Regions from separate parts of the Homo sapiens genome. Here region 1 is linked to region 2. The links are chromatin loops, found by intact Hi-C in ENCODE. Cell type or tissue: MCF 10A. All regions are shown on one strand.

Evidence for each region. Peaks named below come from ENCODE experiments on the same cell type or tissue, not always from the same donor. Only the 100,000 strongest peaks of a DNase experiment are listed, where the experiment ranks them.
Region 1: a loop joins it to region 2, with 7 times the contacts of the local background. A loop is called at or near these places in 2 of 110 quality-filtered maps.

What each region holds. Positions count from the first base shown.
Region 1 is chr4:49,058,923-49,066,922 of GRCh38, forward strand. CWH43 (cell wall biogenesis 43 C-terminal homolog) reads left to right here. Exons shown (of 16, transcript NM_025087.3): 16 at 2,890-3,157. The coding sequence ends at 2,968. Among named protein-coding and RNA genes, the nearest start is that of CWH43, 77 kb to the left of the region's middle. In MCF 10A, no CTCF peak of the experiment used is centred here; a DNase peak (open chromatin) is centred at 4,929.
Region 2 is chr4:49,001,279-49,009,278 of GRCh38, forward strand. It overlaps CWH43 (cell wall biogenesis 43 C-terminal homolog), which reads left to right. Exons shown (of 16, transcript NM_025087.3): 7 at 2,457-2,714; 8 at 5,923-6,048. Among named protein-coding and RNA genes, the nearest start is that of CWH43, 19 kb to the left of the region's middle. In MCF 10A, no CTCF peak of the experiment used is centred here; no DNase peak of the experiment used is centred here.

The sequences.
Region 1 (8,000 bases), 58 kb after region 2:
ATTATAATGTGTCTTGGTAGCACTCTCTTTATATTTAATATATTTGGGAGTTATTTGGGCTTCATGGATCTGCATGTGAATCTTCCTCTCCAAATTTGGAAAGTTCAGCTGCTTTTTTTAAAATAAGCTTTCTCTCCCTTTTTCCTTCTTTCTCTGCTTCTTCTGAAACACCAATAAGGTTTACTTAATGATGACCTATAATTTCTGTAGGCTATCTCCACTTTTTCATTCTTTTTTCTATGACTCTGGTTGGGTAATTTTGAATGACCAGACTTTGAGCTCTCTGATTGTTCTCCTTGATTGAGTCTGCTGTTGAATCTCTTTATTGAATTTTTCAGTTTAGTTATGATGTTCCTTAGCTCTAGAATTTCTGTTTGGTTCTTTTTTGTGATTTCTATCTCTTTATTGAACTTTTCATTCTGTTTATGTACTCTTTTTTCTTATTTTGTTTAGTTGTCCATCTGTGTTCTCTTGTAGCTCACTTAGCTTCAAGATGATTATTTTGAATTTTTCATTATGCTGTTTTTCATTAGCATCAGTTACTTGTGCTTTATTTGTTCCTTTGGTAGTATCATGTTTCCTTGATTATTTATGATCTTTATGGACATGCCCTGGTATCTGTACATTTGAAAAAGTGGGCATCTCTTCTAGTCTTTACAGATTGGCTTGGCAGGGAATGCCTTTACCAGTTGGCTGGTCCAAAGATTCTCAGTGGGCTATCTAGCTGGGCTCATGGGTGGACTTATGCTAGAGTTCTTGGGCCAACTTGCTTGGTGCCTGGATCAGCAAGTGGATAGGCTTTGTGCCTGGGTCTCTGGGGGCCAGCCTGGTGCTGGGGTCCATTGGGATGGGCCTGGAGCCTGTGTCAATAGGGACTGGACTTGAAGTCTGGGTCCATGAGAGCCAACCTGATTCCTGGGGTAGATGTGTGGGGTTAGGCCTTCAGCCTGAGTCTGCAGGAGCCACCCTGGTGCTGGAATGAACCTGGTGCCTGGATCCATTGGGATAGATCTGGAACCTGGGCCCATGGAGCCTAGGCCTCCTATGTTAAACTCAGTGCTGGGGTCTCCTCCATAGGTGTCCTATGGGCCTGTACTCTGGAATTGGTGGAGCAGGCCTAGATTCTGTTACCTGGGCTGCAGGGACTGGTCTGGAGCTCGGGTGGGTTAAAGCCTGGGTTCACAGGGCCAGTCTAGAACCTGGAACTGGCAATGCTGTCCTGGTGCCTGGGGTTATAAGGGGTGGCCTGGAGCTGGTTGCATAGGGGCCAGCCTAGCACCAGGTTGGGCTTGGAGCCTGGGTCTGTGGGTATTGCTCTGGAGGCCAGGTCCATGGGCACTGGAGTCAGGGACCACAGGGCTGGCCTGGAGCTGGGGTAGGCATAAAGGCTGGGTCCATGTGTTCTGGCCTGGAATCTGGGGCTTTTGGGGGTGGCCCGAAACTGATGCCAGTCTGGAGCCTTGGGTGGGGATGGAGCCTGAATTTGCTAGGGCCGGCTTAGGGACTGGGGTTGTTGGGGCTGGCCTGGTGTTTAGGTGGGCCTGGAAGCTTGGTCTGTGGGTGCCAGCCTGGTGCCAATGTTCATTGGCCTGGACCTGGTGCTGGAGTCTGTGGCAAAGTTGGGTGCTTACTTCACTCATTTTACCCTATGCAGAGAGTATCTATCTCTCTACTTACTATGCTACCTAGTCTTGGGGGAGGAGTGATAGAAGTAATGTGAAGTTGTCCTTCTTACCCTTCTCAATGAGACTTTTCTTATTTCTCTAATACATTCAAATGCTATAATCTCTCATCTGAAATCTTTAGCTCTTGTGAAGATATTTTTGTGCATGGATAGTTGTTCAAATGGATGTTTCTACAGGGACAAGCACTGGAAAGTCCTATTTTGCCATCTTGCTGACACAACTCTTATATATATCTATACATCACACAATTATCCTTCTTTTGTAAATGTATGACACATATATGTATGTGCGTATATCTGTGTGTATATGTGTGTTTTTGTTCTATTTGCTAATCTGATTCTTTCATCCAAATAGTATATTATGAACTTCATTCCATAATAAAGTATTCTTCTTAAAATATGTTTTAATCATTGCATAATATTTCATTGTATGGATGCACCAACATTTAGCTAATCGATTTTGTTATTTTTGCATATTTATTATTTTATTATTATAAAAAGTCTTCTAAGGAATTCTTATCTGTTTGAGCATAACCTTGATTACTTCCTTAGGGTCTAGCTCTAGAAGTGAAATAGCAGAATCAAAGGTGATGTTAAATTTGATATTCCTTGTTATTATTCTTTTAAGATGACAAAGGAAGCAGGTCTCCTGTCTCTTACATTATAGAGGTTAGATATTATGGTTGCTTATGAAGAAAAGGAAGGAAGTGGCCTCTTATGTGCAAGTCTTAGCTTTCTTCCTAGTGTCTTTTGTATTCTATCATATCAACCAGAGCTGTATAATTAAATAGTTATTCATGTGCAAAGAGTTAATCTGCAGCACATTAACACATGTAGACAATTTAGAAGTTCTGCCAAAATAGATTTTTATATGCATAAATGTAACATGAATAGCATTTCAGGCTTAATGGCCCCTTTGCCTATAAGAGAATATTATTCAAACTCAAGATGAAAGAGAAAATCTGGACTTATTTTTCAGCAATGCTAGCCAATAATTCTTAAACAGATGTGCTTTTGGAATTATCCATAACCATGGAAAGAGGACTTTGGGGGTTAAAATTTTAGTTTGCCTTTCCTATATGCATGAATCTTTTTTATTTATTCATTTGCTATTTTATTTTATGATTGAAATTTTACATAAGAACATACCTTTCTGAATGGTTTTTACATGCCAATAACTTTTTATTTATTTTTTATTTTTTTAGATTTGGATCCTACAAAGAAGGACACAATTATGAAAACAACCATCATTTTCATATGAATACTCCCAAATACTTTTTATGAAACATTTAAAACAAGAAGTTATTGGCTGGGAAAATCTAAGAAAAAAAGTATGTAAGATAAAAAGAAGAGATTAATGAAAGTGGGAAAATACACATGAAGAACCTCAACTTAAAAAACACATGGTATCTATGCAGTGGGAAATTACCTCCATTTGTAAACTATGTTGCTTAATAAAAACATTTCTCTAAATTGTTTTCCCTAAATTTTGATAAAAAATAGAATTTGGGGTAATATAAGAAAGTTTCACTATGGAGTTAAAATAATTAAAAATGTCTTACCTTTTGAAGGCTTAGAAATAGGAAATTTTTTTTGTTTGTTTGTTTTCTTTTTTGAGACAAAGTCTCTCTCAGTTGCCAAGGCAAAGTACAGTGGTTTGATCGCTGCTCACTGCCACCTTGATCTTTAAGGCTTAAAAATAGGATTTTTTTTTCTTTTTTGAGACAGGATCTCTCTCAGTTGCCCAGGCCAAAGTGCAGTGGGGTGATCATGCTCACTGTAGCCTTGATCTCTTGGGCTCAGGTGATCTTCCCACCTCAGCCTTTGGAGTATCTGTGACTATAGGTGCTTGCTACAATGGCTAGCTAATTGTTTACTTTTTTGTAGGGAAGAGGTTTCACTATGTTTCCCAAACTGGTCTCAAACTTCAGGGCTCAAGCAATCCTCCCACCAGCCTCCCAGACTGCTGGGATTACAAGCTTGAGTCACTGCACCCAGCTGGACATTGATTTGTGGATGAGCTGGAAGGACTACTTGTGAAAATCAAGCACTTTAAACCCTTCTTGGGACAAAGCTGGGGAAAATGTTCAACAAATTAAGTCTAATTACTAGAAGAATAATGTGCATGTGACTATTATTGACTTAACATAAGCAGCAGCCCATCACCAACCTTCCCTGAACTGTGAGGGGTCGTCTGTCTTTTTCCCCATGCTTCTGTCACTTCATGGCTGTACATGGCACACTGTGTTGATGCCTCCCATCAGTCAGGCCACCAGACTCTCAGCAAGCATACCTTAACACACAGAGGGGTCCCATGAAGTGACTTTCCTTCTGTAGAATCAAGTAGGCAGGCAAAGGGGAAAATTCAACACAACAGCACCATCTCCACAGAAGATAATGATTTGAATATAGGTCATAGAGGCACATGAGGTCTTAGAACTGGAAAGGACACTGAATGCTGCTTTATCTTTTGGGGGCAGGGATAAAAGTTGTCAGAAAGAAAGTTTCTAAAAGTATTATGTCACAATCTAAGGAGATTCCTTAGATCTATTTAACAAAATTGTATCATACTAGTCTGTTCTCATGCTGCTATAAAGAATTGCCCAAGACTGGATCGTTTATAAAGGAAAGAGGTTTAATTGACTCACAGTTCCACAGGGCTGGGGAGGCCTCAGGGCACTTACAATCATGGTGAAAGGGGAAGCAAACACATCCTTCTTCAAATGGTGGCAGGAAGGAGAAGTGCTGAGCAAAAAGGGAAAAGTCCCTTATGAAACCATCAGATCTCATGAGAACTCACTCACTATCATGAGAACAGCATGTGGGTGACCTCCTCCATGACTCAATTACATCTCACCAGGTCCCTCTCATGACACATGGGGATTATGGGAGCTACAATTCAAGATGAAATTTGACTGGGGACACATCCAAACTCCAAACGATATCATATACTGAACACATTGCCATATGCAAAACACTGAATTCCTATAGTAGTTTTAAAGATGAGTCCGTGAATGATCCTGCAGTTTCTTCAAAAGGTGGAACCTCACTCACTTCTCTTTTAGTATGGGCTAGATTTAGTGACTTACTTCTAATGAAGAGAATAAAGTGAAAGCGATGGTATGTGACTCCAAGTCTGGGTTATAAACAATACTGGGGCTTTGTCTTAATCTCACTGTCTGCTTCTGAGAGAAGCCAGCTGCTGTGTCATGAGCAGCCCCTTGGAAAGGTGGTGAGAACTGAGGCCTCGTGCCAATAGCCATGGGAGTGAGTCACCTTAGATTTGGAAACTCCAGCCCCAGAAAAACTACAGATGACTTCAGCCCCATGTTGGCTACAACTTCTTGAGAGATCCTGAGCCCTAAGCACCTAGCTTAACTGGTCCCACATCTTGACAGATAATAACCATTTGTTGTTTTAAGCCACTATGTAATGGGGTAATTTGTTTTGTATCAATACATAAGTAACACAGTCCTTAAACTTACTTATATTTGAAAAACTTTGGGAATCTGGGAACAACAAACATATTTATTCAGTGTCCGTTTTGTCCATTATACTGTACTAGGCATGTGGCAGTGGTGGGAGGTGTCACTTAACTGAAAAAGACATTAACCTAAACACAAGTATGGCAGATGGGAAAATACGAAGACATCTTGAATAGCAGCTACTGATTATTTACCCTCTATTGAGCTAGATGCTTTACCAATGTTATCTCCTGACAACAATAATGAAGGCAATAACCCATGTGCCAACTGGGGTCTCTCTACCTTTAAGCTCTAGGTAAGACAGCCAGAATGCCCATTCCACTCCTTCCAGAAGAGAGTGTCTTCCCAAGATTTCTGTGAATTGTGGGAAGTGAAGGAGACAAGACTCACATTCTTATAGGCATCTCTCTCACTGATCTCCTTCTGCTGTCATATTTCAATTTATACGTGGTCTCATTGCATTTCTGACACCAGAATCATGCTACTGTGCAAGGTAAATGCAAGCAGATATGCATTTAAAACACATTGTTAGTGGCTGGGGAGACAGATCCACACACAGACAGCAGGAGCTGCCTCTGTTCTATGCCAAGCAGAGAGTTCGGTTGTTTTCTTGACTTCCTCAAAAGAAACAAATAAAAAACTCTTACTATGTATCTTAGTGGGTAGCATCTTTTACTGAATGTTTGGGAAGATAGAGAAGGGTTTACATTGTAGAACTCAAAACATATTCAAATGAGGTAATTAGATATTCCCTTGCTTTGCAAATCTTTTCTCCACATCATGTAGTTTGGCAATATCCTATTTTCTTCTCTAGTTGTTCATATCTCCCCCAAATTTCTACTAATTTCTAATGCCAATCAGATTAACTGTCTTTTTGTTTTAGCCTCCTGCTTACTCATTAGGCTCTTGGGATCTTAACTTCTATGTCCATGGCTTATCTAAGTGGGAGGTTTCCATACACCTCTCTCAGTAAATGATAAAACAAGGAGAAAGCTTGAATAACACAATTAATTGAAGTGACATATGTAGAACAGTGCTCCAAGGAACTTCAAGTTACTCATTATTTTCAAGTGCCTGCAGAACATTTACCAAAACAGACCATATGCTAGGCCAAAAAGCAAGGCTCAACAAATGTCAAAATATTGACTTCATACAGGATTATATTTTCTGATGGTGATAAGACTAAACTAGAAACAAATAACAAAAAGATAATGAGAAAGTCCCAAATATTGGTAATATAATAATAAACTTCTAGGTAATCCATGGGTCAAAAACAGACCACAATGGAAGTTAGAAAATATTTTGAACTAAATAGTAATGAAAATATGGCATATCAAAAGTTATACGATATAGTTTTGTGTTTAGAGGAAAATATGTAGACTTAAATGCATGAACTGGAAAAGAAGAAAGACTAAAAGTCAGTTACATAGGTACCCATCAAGAGAAGCTGAAAAGGGAACAGAAAATTAAACCCAAAAGAGAGTAGAATAAAGGAAAAAAGGCTAAGAACAGAAATTAGTGAAATGGAAAACAAACAATTACAAAAGATAAAAGTGACAAAACCAAAGGTTGACTCTTTTGAAAAAACTAATAAAATTGAACTCTTTGGTAGGACCGATCAGAAGAAAAAGGAAAGAAAGAAGACAAAACTGACCAACATTAGGAATGAAAAAGTAGACACAACTATAGACCTTACAAACATTATAAAGAAAATAAGAGGACATTATTAACAATTTTATACCAATTAATGTCTCAAAAAATAAAGTTTACCACAACAGATACAAGAAAAAATAGAAAACTTACTAAAGAAATAAAATTAATAATTAAACAACCAAACATAAAACAGGACTTCTGAGCCACACATCAAGGTCAGAGGCAAGAAAAATTGACATCAGTTCCAGTCTACTCTCATGTGCTCCAGCTCATTCCTGTGTCTTCCAGCTTGTTCTTGATCTCCCCAACTTTACATCCATCTTCCTTTCTCCATGGCCTGCCTTGCAGATTTCACACTCTAATATTAACTTTCAAGACAATAGCCTTACAGGTGACTTAATCAGCAACCACAGCTATGTAAAGTCAAGTCTCTGTAATAAATCCTTATATATATTCTAGTTCCCTTTCTCTGATTAAATCCTGATTAATAAAACTTCCCACAGCAAAAACTCTACACCCAGATAGATTACCGGTGAATTTTAGCAACTATGTACGGAAGAAATAACACCAATCTTATAGACTTTTCACAAAGAATAAAAAAAAGGAATACTTCCCAACTTGCATGAAGTCACCATAACTTTGGTAACTGTGATGGTTGATTTTATTGTCAATTTGACTGGACCACAAGGTGCCCAGATATTTGGTTATATATTATCCTGTGTGTGCGGGAGTGGGTGTTTATGGATGAAATTAACATTTGAATTGATAGACTGAGTAAAGCAGATTGCTTTCCCCAATGTGGAGAGGCTTCATCCAATCCATTGTAGGCCTGAATGGAACAAAAAGGCAGGGTAAGGGAGAATTCACTCTCTCTGCCTGCCTGGTTTTGAGCTGGAACATTAGTCTTCTCCTGCCTTCAGATTTGGATTCTGGCTGGAACTTACACCATTGGCTCTTCTGGTTCTCACACCTTCAGATCAGACTGGAACTATTGTGCTAGTTCTCTTTAGGGTCCAGCTTGCTGACTGCAGATCATGGCACTTCTCAACTTCCATAAATACACAAGTCAGTTCTTTATCATACATCTCTCTCATAGTCTTTTCTGTCTTTCTGCCTCTGCCTCTATCTACACACACACACACACACACACACTTGATTCTGCTTCTCTGGAGAACCCA
Region 2 (8,000 bases):
TGGAAAACTTCATTTATTGAAAACTTACATGTCAGTTATTATAATTGTTATTGAAATAGTTAACTATTACTTCTGCTTGATGTCTTTGATGTTGTACAGATTTGGGGGAGATTATTGGAGGGCCTCAAACAAAAGCAGTTAAGGAATACAGTTAAATGAAAAAGGTAAAGTGACTAACAGTGCGTATCATATACTGTCATTGGTGTACAAAAAGGAAGGGAAATGCATGCACATATGTATTTCTTTGTATGTGTAGGGTATCTCTGGAAGGATGCAATGGTAAGTGCTTACACTGGATTGGTTGCCTTCACTAAGGGGAACAAATGGGTTACGGGTCAGAAAGTCCCTTTTGTAGCATTTGAATTGTAATTTTGAATTTATAACCTATTTAAACAGTACAATTTTGGTGGATTTAAAATATAGAGCCTATTTAAAAATAGAAATAAAAATGATAACAGTCAAGATAAATTTGAGAGATGTTTTCATTCCCTCTAGATAATTCTCTGTAGTAAGGAGAACAATATTATTCTAACGTCTTTAGATTAGAATATCAAATTCGGGATCATTCTTTTAAAAACAGTCATTGTAAGCCGTAAGTAAGAAAAATTCAACCTCACTAACAGTCAAATAAGTGCAATTTAAAATGTCATAGCATTTTCGACCTTAATTTGGTAAAGATTTTTGGTATTATTACATATATTTGGTAAAGATTTTTACCAAATTAAAGATGAAATTTTGGCAGGATGTGAGAGGTGTCAAGACTTGGCAAGTTTTCTGCAGGAAGCAAAGACAAGTATTAGGTTTCCTGAAAGCTGGGTATAAGGTTTCCTGAAAGTTGCTTTCAGGAAAGCAACTGGTCACAAGTCATGACTTTAAAATACTTATGCCCCTTGACATAAGAGTTGTGTTGCTAGGAATCTGTTTTAAGGAAATAATAGGTAATGTGGTAAGGGATCATTGACAAAAAAAGATGTTCATCACACTGTTGTTTTAAAAGCTTGACATAGGAACCTTCACAAATGGCCAGCAATAGGAAAATGCTTACTTATATTGTGGTGTATTTATCCAGTGAAGTATTATATGTACATTAAAATGTTTTAGAAAAAAATTATTTACACTAGTAAATGTTCCTGATATAATGTTTCATAAATAGCAGCATATAGTCTTTAATATGTGGTACAATTCCATTTATGTAAAAATACTTCTGTATATACACAGAAGAGACTTAGAAATACACAGAAATATTGGCTGTGGTTATCTCCGTCTTAGACAATCCTTAATTGCTTCTTTTCAGTTCTGTATTTTTAAAATTTCTAAAGCAAATAGGCATTACAGTTGTTTTATTTTAAAATGAAAAAATTCCATTGAGAATCTAGGTATTTGAAATCTCCCTATGGAGTTAAACTCCATGGGTTGTAGAGGACCTTGGAATCTAGTTCTCATGCTCATCTGAGAGATGTTCTTTTTGAAGTGGGGAGAAATAGGCAGTCAGGCAGGTGGCATTGCCCTGTGATGGTGCAATGGAATGTATTGATGAACTTATTGAGCTATGGGGCATTAAGATGCTGACTGGGGCCACTTTCTGCTTCCCACTCCTTTCTGGAGTTCTTGGCCGAAGTAGTGAAGAGCCTGCTCTAGCTACCCTTGAAGGGTGGGTCCCAATTATACAACATGGATTGGAATGTTTCAAAAATGCCATATTTTCTATGGAAAGGGGTTATATTGATGGTCCCAAGATGGAGTGGACCCTGCAGTGCTATTTCAAAGCTGATTTCACAAGGATTGGGGGAAAGGTTATGTGATCTCAGCATTGGCTCAATAAACTAACATTTACAGAGTGCCTGCTGTGGATCAGGCAGAATGCATAGCTCCTGACACCTAGCAGGCTGTTGGGTAATGAATGAACTGATTGCAGAATTGCTAAAGCAGTGAGCCTACAAATGCTATGTCTTCTCTTGGGGCTGTGTGGTTGGAAAAGTCAATGTACCTCTTGTAGGACAGGTGGTAGCATTTAGATGGACAGAAATTCCTTAGAAGCCCCTTAACAGAGGTGTTCTAGAAACCACACTCTACCTGTTTTCTAATGTCCTGCATCTGATTGGTTAAATGTAATATTTTTGGACATATTTTTGGTATTGCAGAAATTTTAGTTTTTATTGCTGTTAGGATCTTAACAGCAATTACCTAAAAATACCCTTTTCACTCCTCCTGCCCTTTCTGAGGAAATAGCAGTGAACTGAGATTTACTAGATCCACATTCTACCTCCAGTTGAGACAATAACTGGCTGTGTGACATTAGGCAAATCACATTAACCTTGTCAGATCTTAGTTTTCTCATCTGTCTGGAGATTGGATCAGTATACCCCTAAGGTCTGTTCTGGTCCTAAAGGCTATAAATTGGTCATCCTCTAAGCTCGACTGCTTTCCTGTCTGATTCTTTTCTCTCTCACAAACAGGAACAGCTTCAGCTGCGGGGCTCCTTTACCTGCACACATGGGCAGCTGCTGTGTCTGGCTGTGTCTTCGCCATCTTTACTGCATCCATGTGGCCCCAAACACTTGGACACCTTATTAACTCAGGGACAAACCCTGGGAAAACCATGACCATTGCCATGATATTTTATCTTCTAGAAATATTTTTCTGTGCCTGGTGCACAGCTTTTAAGTTTGTCCCAGGAGGTGTCTACGCTAGAGAAAGATCAGATGTGCTTTTGGGTGAGTACATTTGAAAGGTCTGGATTAAAATAATTGCTCAAAAATATCCTTATGGACTGACCAGGATTTAGCACTTTATGTAACTGGTGGAAATAAGCAGGATGATCTAGCTTTCTTGGTAAAATAGACTCTCTTGATTAAAACACAAAACCTGGAGTGATGTCTAAATTATAAATTAAAATCAAATGTATTAATTTACCAGCGCATTTCTGTAATACTTATTACTACAAAGGTCTTTTAAATTAATTAGTTGTGAAAAGATTCAGTCCATACTAAAGCGTAAACAATGTAACACTTGTGTTATACGATGCGTTAGGAAAAGGTATGATCATGATACTCATGCTGCCACTTCAGTGGTTGGCTCGTAAATATACATGGGGATTGTGATTTTTTGGGGTTCCCCTGAATTTTATTTATGAATGTTTTTTGAGATGAGGTCTTACTCTGGCAGTGATGTGATCACAGCTCACTGCAGCCTTGAGCTCCTGGGCTCAAGCGATCCTTCTACCTCTGCCTCCCAAGTAGTTGGGTCTACTAGGTGTGGGCCACCACACTCCACTAATTTAAAAAATTTTTTGTAGAGACAGGGGTCTTGCTATGTTGCACAGGCTGGTCTTGAACTCCTGGCCTCAAGTGATCCTCCTGCCTTGGCTTCCCAAAGTGCTAGGATTACAGGTGTGAGCCACCACACCTAGACTCTATTATTTTTATTTACCATATTTGTAACAAAAAATTCATATATCTTAGTGTAAATGGTAAATCTCCAAGTCATAGAACAAATATATTTACCATTTTAGTGGTTATGAATTTGCATACCAAAATTATAATTTAATAAACTTAGCTCAGTTTAATATTTTAAAAATTGATTCACATACCAAAATTATAATTTCATAAACTTAGTTCAATTTTAATATTTTAAAAATTGGCTTCTGGCAATAATACAATTATTGGTGTATACTAGGCATACATAAATCGAATGTTGTGAATCATTTTAGTTTACATAATTTTAGCTTAAGTAACATGTCAAATACTTCTACAAAGTGTTTGAAAGATGAGGAGAAAAAACATGTTAATAAGGGATCTACTTGTTTGTTTGTTCACTTATTCATTAAAAATATTAACACGATTTCACTGGTTGTCTACATTTTGAAAAAAAATGATCATGTACCTTATGTTCCAGGAACAGTGCCAGATACTGAAGATTATTTTTACACATTTTTATCTGTATAAATTTGTGGGGTACAATTGCAATTTTGTTACATGCATAGGTTGCATAGTGGTTAAGTCAGGGCATTTAGAGTATCCATCACCCTGACAGGGTACATTGTATCCATTAATCAATTTCTCATCATTGCCCCCTTTCCCACCCTCTCACTCTTCTGGTCTACTTTATCTACCACTCCCAGCTGCTGAAATATTAAAAACACCCACTGTCCTTGCCTACCTGGAGCTTTAGTTGAATGGGGGAAACATCATATATAAAACGAGACAAATACTTAAGAAATTACAGTTGTGTGAGTGCTACTCAGGAGAAGTGAAGGCTTCTATTAGGGTTCTGTTTTTTTTTTTTCTTTTTTTTTTTTTTGAGACAGGGTCTTGTTCTGTTCCTCCAGCTGGAGTGCAGTGGTGCAGTCATAGCTCCCTGTATCCTTGAGCTCCCCCCTCAACCTCCCAAGTAGCTGGGTCTCCAGGCACACACCACCATGCCTGGCTGATTATGTTGTTTTTTGTAGAGATGGGGTCTCACTTTGTTGCCCAGGCTGGCGTCGAACTCCTGGGCTTACGCAATTCTCTTGCCTCAGCCTCCCAAGGTGCTGGGATTACATCTACCTGGGTTCTGTTACAGTTCCCCTGGTGCCCTGACAGACATCCGACTACTCTGCACATTTTGCCATATGCTTTTCTACCCCACGAGCTAGACATCTGTCAGGAGAGGCTGGTTTGAAAGACATATTTTAAAATTACATGAAATATTTTTGAATTAACTTGGAGAATTTGGTATTTCTGGTAAATACTCAAGCTTTCATCTAATGAGAGAAACACATTGCTGCATTTCCTCCGTGGTAACCTTGGCTTTGCAAACTTTGTATTTCTTCTGATTTATTTCAGGTGTGTGTACTCTCTCCTGCTTTGTTTTCTTGTCCAATGCCCTGCTTTTTTTCTTATACCAGCTTGCTTAGGGATCTGCCATGAGAAAAAAACAAATGAAAGTAAGAGCTATTCCATGCATGAGTTTGTTTCTTTAGAATTTTATGAACGATGAGTTTTTTTTTTAGTTTCTTCTCACTACTTATGGAATTGTAGAAACAGTGCATAATTACAGCTTCATACAACTAAGAACTTTAAAGAAAAATAAGAGTGATGTTATTTGATGAGGCCACAAAAGCCAAGAAATGTTGGTAATATTCAGAGTGGCTTTTAATACAACTGAGTTGAAAAGAATATTTATTATATCAGAATTTAGTTATAAATTTATTTCCTGGATTCCTCCTGCTATTTCCTGGAAAATTGGACACCGCTGTTTTTGCTTGGCTTCTGACTTTTACTTGACATTTCTTAAATGCCTTAATTTCTTAATTTCCATATGGCAGCATATCTCTGTTTCCATTCTTAGTATGTATGGTTTTAGATGAAGTAAGTAAACTTTAAGTGTAAGCTAGTTTGTTGCATATCCCAATTTAGCTCCACTTTATTGGCTGGCCTGTTGGCACACTGTGATTTCCAGCATGCATCCTCTGTGAGGCCTCTGTGCCCAGAAAACTCACATCCTGGGGCAGAATTATCACAAGCACTGCCATATTAAGAGCCTACGTATGATCCATTGTGATCCTCAACCTGGTGCACGGAAGGGCTCTTATTGCATCCCTATGGGAGCTCAGAAGACTTCACTGTCCCCTGCCCAATCAACAGTCAGTCATGAACACGTTCAGCAACCTAACAACTAGGAAATACTCAAGAAATTCAAAGAAATATGTATCGGGAAAAGGCTGGGGTCCTGTCATTTAAAGCACGATTCCTAGAACCCTACCTGATATTTTCCAGTTATCAAAAGCACTACTAGAGTAATTGTTTAGGTTCTGAGATAAATTAAATCAGTACATGAATTTCCAGGGTATGTTCCTTTCAAGGAACTCTCAGCTGCTGGAATACAACATTGGAAGGATTTTTGGATCAGACTATAACATATTCTTTCTTTCTCTTATAACAGGGACAATGATGTTAATTATCGGGCTGAATATGCTATTTGGTCCTAAGAAAAACCTTGACTTGCTTCTTCAAACAAAAAACAGTTCTAAAGTGCTTTTCAGAAAGAGTGAAAAATACATGAAACTTTGTAAGTATAGTTTTACATTCTTAAAAAAAATTAATTATATAAAATTCTAAACGTATGAAATTAAAGAGTATAATGATCCCTCATGTATCCTTCATCCTGTTTCAGCAATTCTCAACATTTTGCCATGTTGTTAATAGCTATCTTCTCTAGTTTTTTTAAAAAATTATACTTTAAGTTCTAGGGTACATGTGCACAACGTGCAGGTTTGTTACATAGGTATACATGTGCCATGTTGGTTTGCTGGACCCATCAACTCGTCATTTACATTAGGTATTCCTCCTAATGCTATCCCTCCCCCCTCACCCCACCCCACAGCAGGCCCCAGTGTGTGATGTTCCCCGCCCTGTGTCCGTGTGTTCTCATTGTTTAATTCCCACCTATGAGTGAGAACATGTGGTGTTTGGTTTGTTGTCCTTGTGATAGTTTGCTGAGAATGATGTTTCCAGCTTCATTCATGCCCCTGCAAAGGACATGAACTCATTTTTTATGGCTGCCTAGTATTCCATGGTGTATATGTGCCACATTTTCTTAATCCAGTCTATCATTGATGGACATTTGGGTTGGTTCCAAGTCTTTGCTATTGTGAATAGTGCTGTAATAAACATACGTGTGCATGTATCTTTATAGTAGCATGATTTATAATCCTTTGGGTACATACCCAGTAATGGGATGGCTGGGTCAAATGGTATTTCTAGTTCTAGATCCTTGAGGAATCACCACACTGTTTTCCACAATGGTTGAACTTATTTACACTCCCACCAACAGTATAAAAGCGTTCCTATTTCTCCATATCCTCTCCAGCATCTGTTGTTTCCTGAGTTTTTAATGATCACCATTCTAACTGGTGTGAGATGGTATCCCATTGTGGTTTTGATTTGCATTTCTCTGATGCCCAGTGATGATGAGCATTTTTTCATGTGTATGTTGGCTGCATAAATGTCTTCTTTGGAGAAGTGTCTGTTCATATCCTTTGCCCACTCTTTGATGGAGTCGTTTGTTTTTTTTTTCTTGTAAATTTGTTTAAGTTCTTTGTAGATTCTGGATATTAGCCCTTTGTCACATGGATAGATTGCAAAAATTTTGTCCCATTCTGTAGGTTTCCTGTTCACTCTGATGGTAGTTTCTTTTGCTGTGCAGAAGCTCTTCAGTTTAATTAGATCCCATTTGTCAATTTTGGCTTTTGTTGCGTTGCTTTTGGTGTTTTAGTCATGAAGTCTTTGTCTATGCCTATGTCCTGAATGGTATTGCCTAGGTTTTCTTCTAGCGCTTTTATGGTTTTAGGTCTAATATTTAAGTCTTTAATCCATCCTGAATTAATTTTTGTACAAAGTGCAAGGAAGAAATCCAGTTTCAGCTTTCTCCATATGGCTAGCCAGTTTTCCCAGCACCATTTGTTAAATAGGGAACCCTTTCCTCCTTTCTTGTTTTTGTCAGGTTTGTCAAAGATCAGATGGTTGTAGATGTGAGGTGTTATTTCTGAGGCCTCTGTTCTGTTCAATTGGTCTATATATCTGTTTTGGTATGAGTACCATGCTGTTTTGGTTACTGTAGACTTGTAGTATAGTTTGAAGTCAGGTAGCCTGATGCCTCCAGCTTTGTTCTTTTTGCCTAGGATTGTCCTGGCTATGTGGGCTCTTTTTTGGTTCTATATGAACTTTAAAGTAGTTTTTTCCAATTCTGTGAAGAAAGTCATTGGTGACTTGATGGGGATGGCATTTAATCTATAAATTACCTTGAGCAGTATGGCCATTTTCATGATATTGATTCTTCCTATCCATGAGCATGGAATATTCTTCCATTTGTTTGTGTCCTCTTTTATTTCATTGAGCAGTGGTTTGTAGTTCTCCTTGAAGAGGTCCTTCACATCTCTTTTAAGTTGGATTCCTAGGTATTTTATTCTCTTTGTAGCAATTGTGAATGGAAGTTCACTCATGATTTGGCTCTCTGTTTGT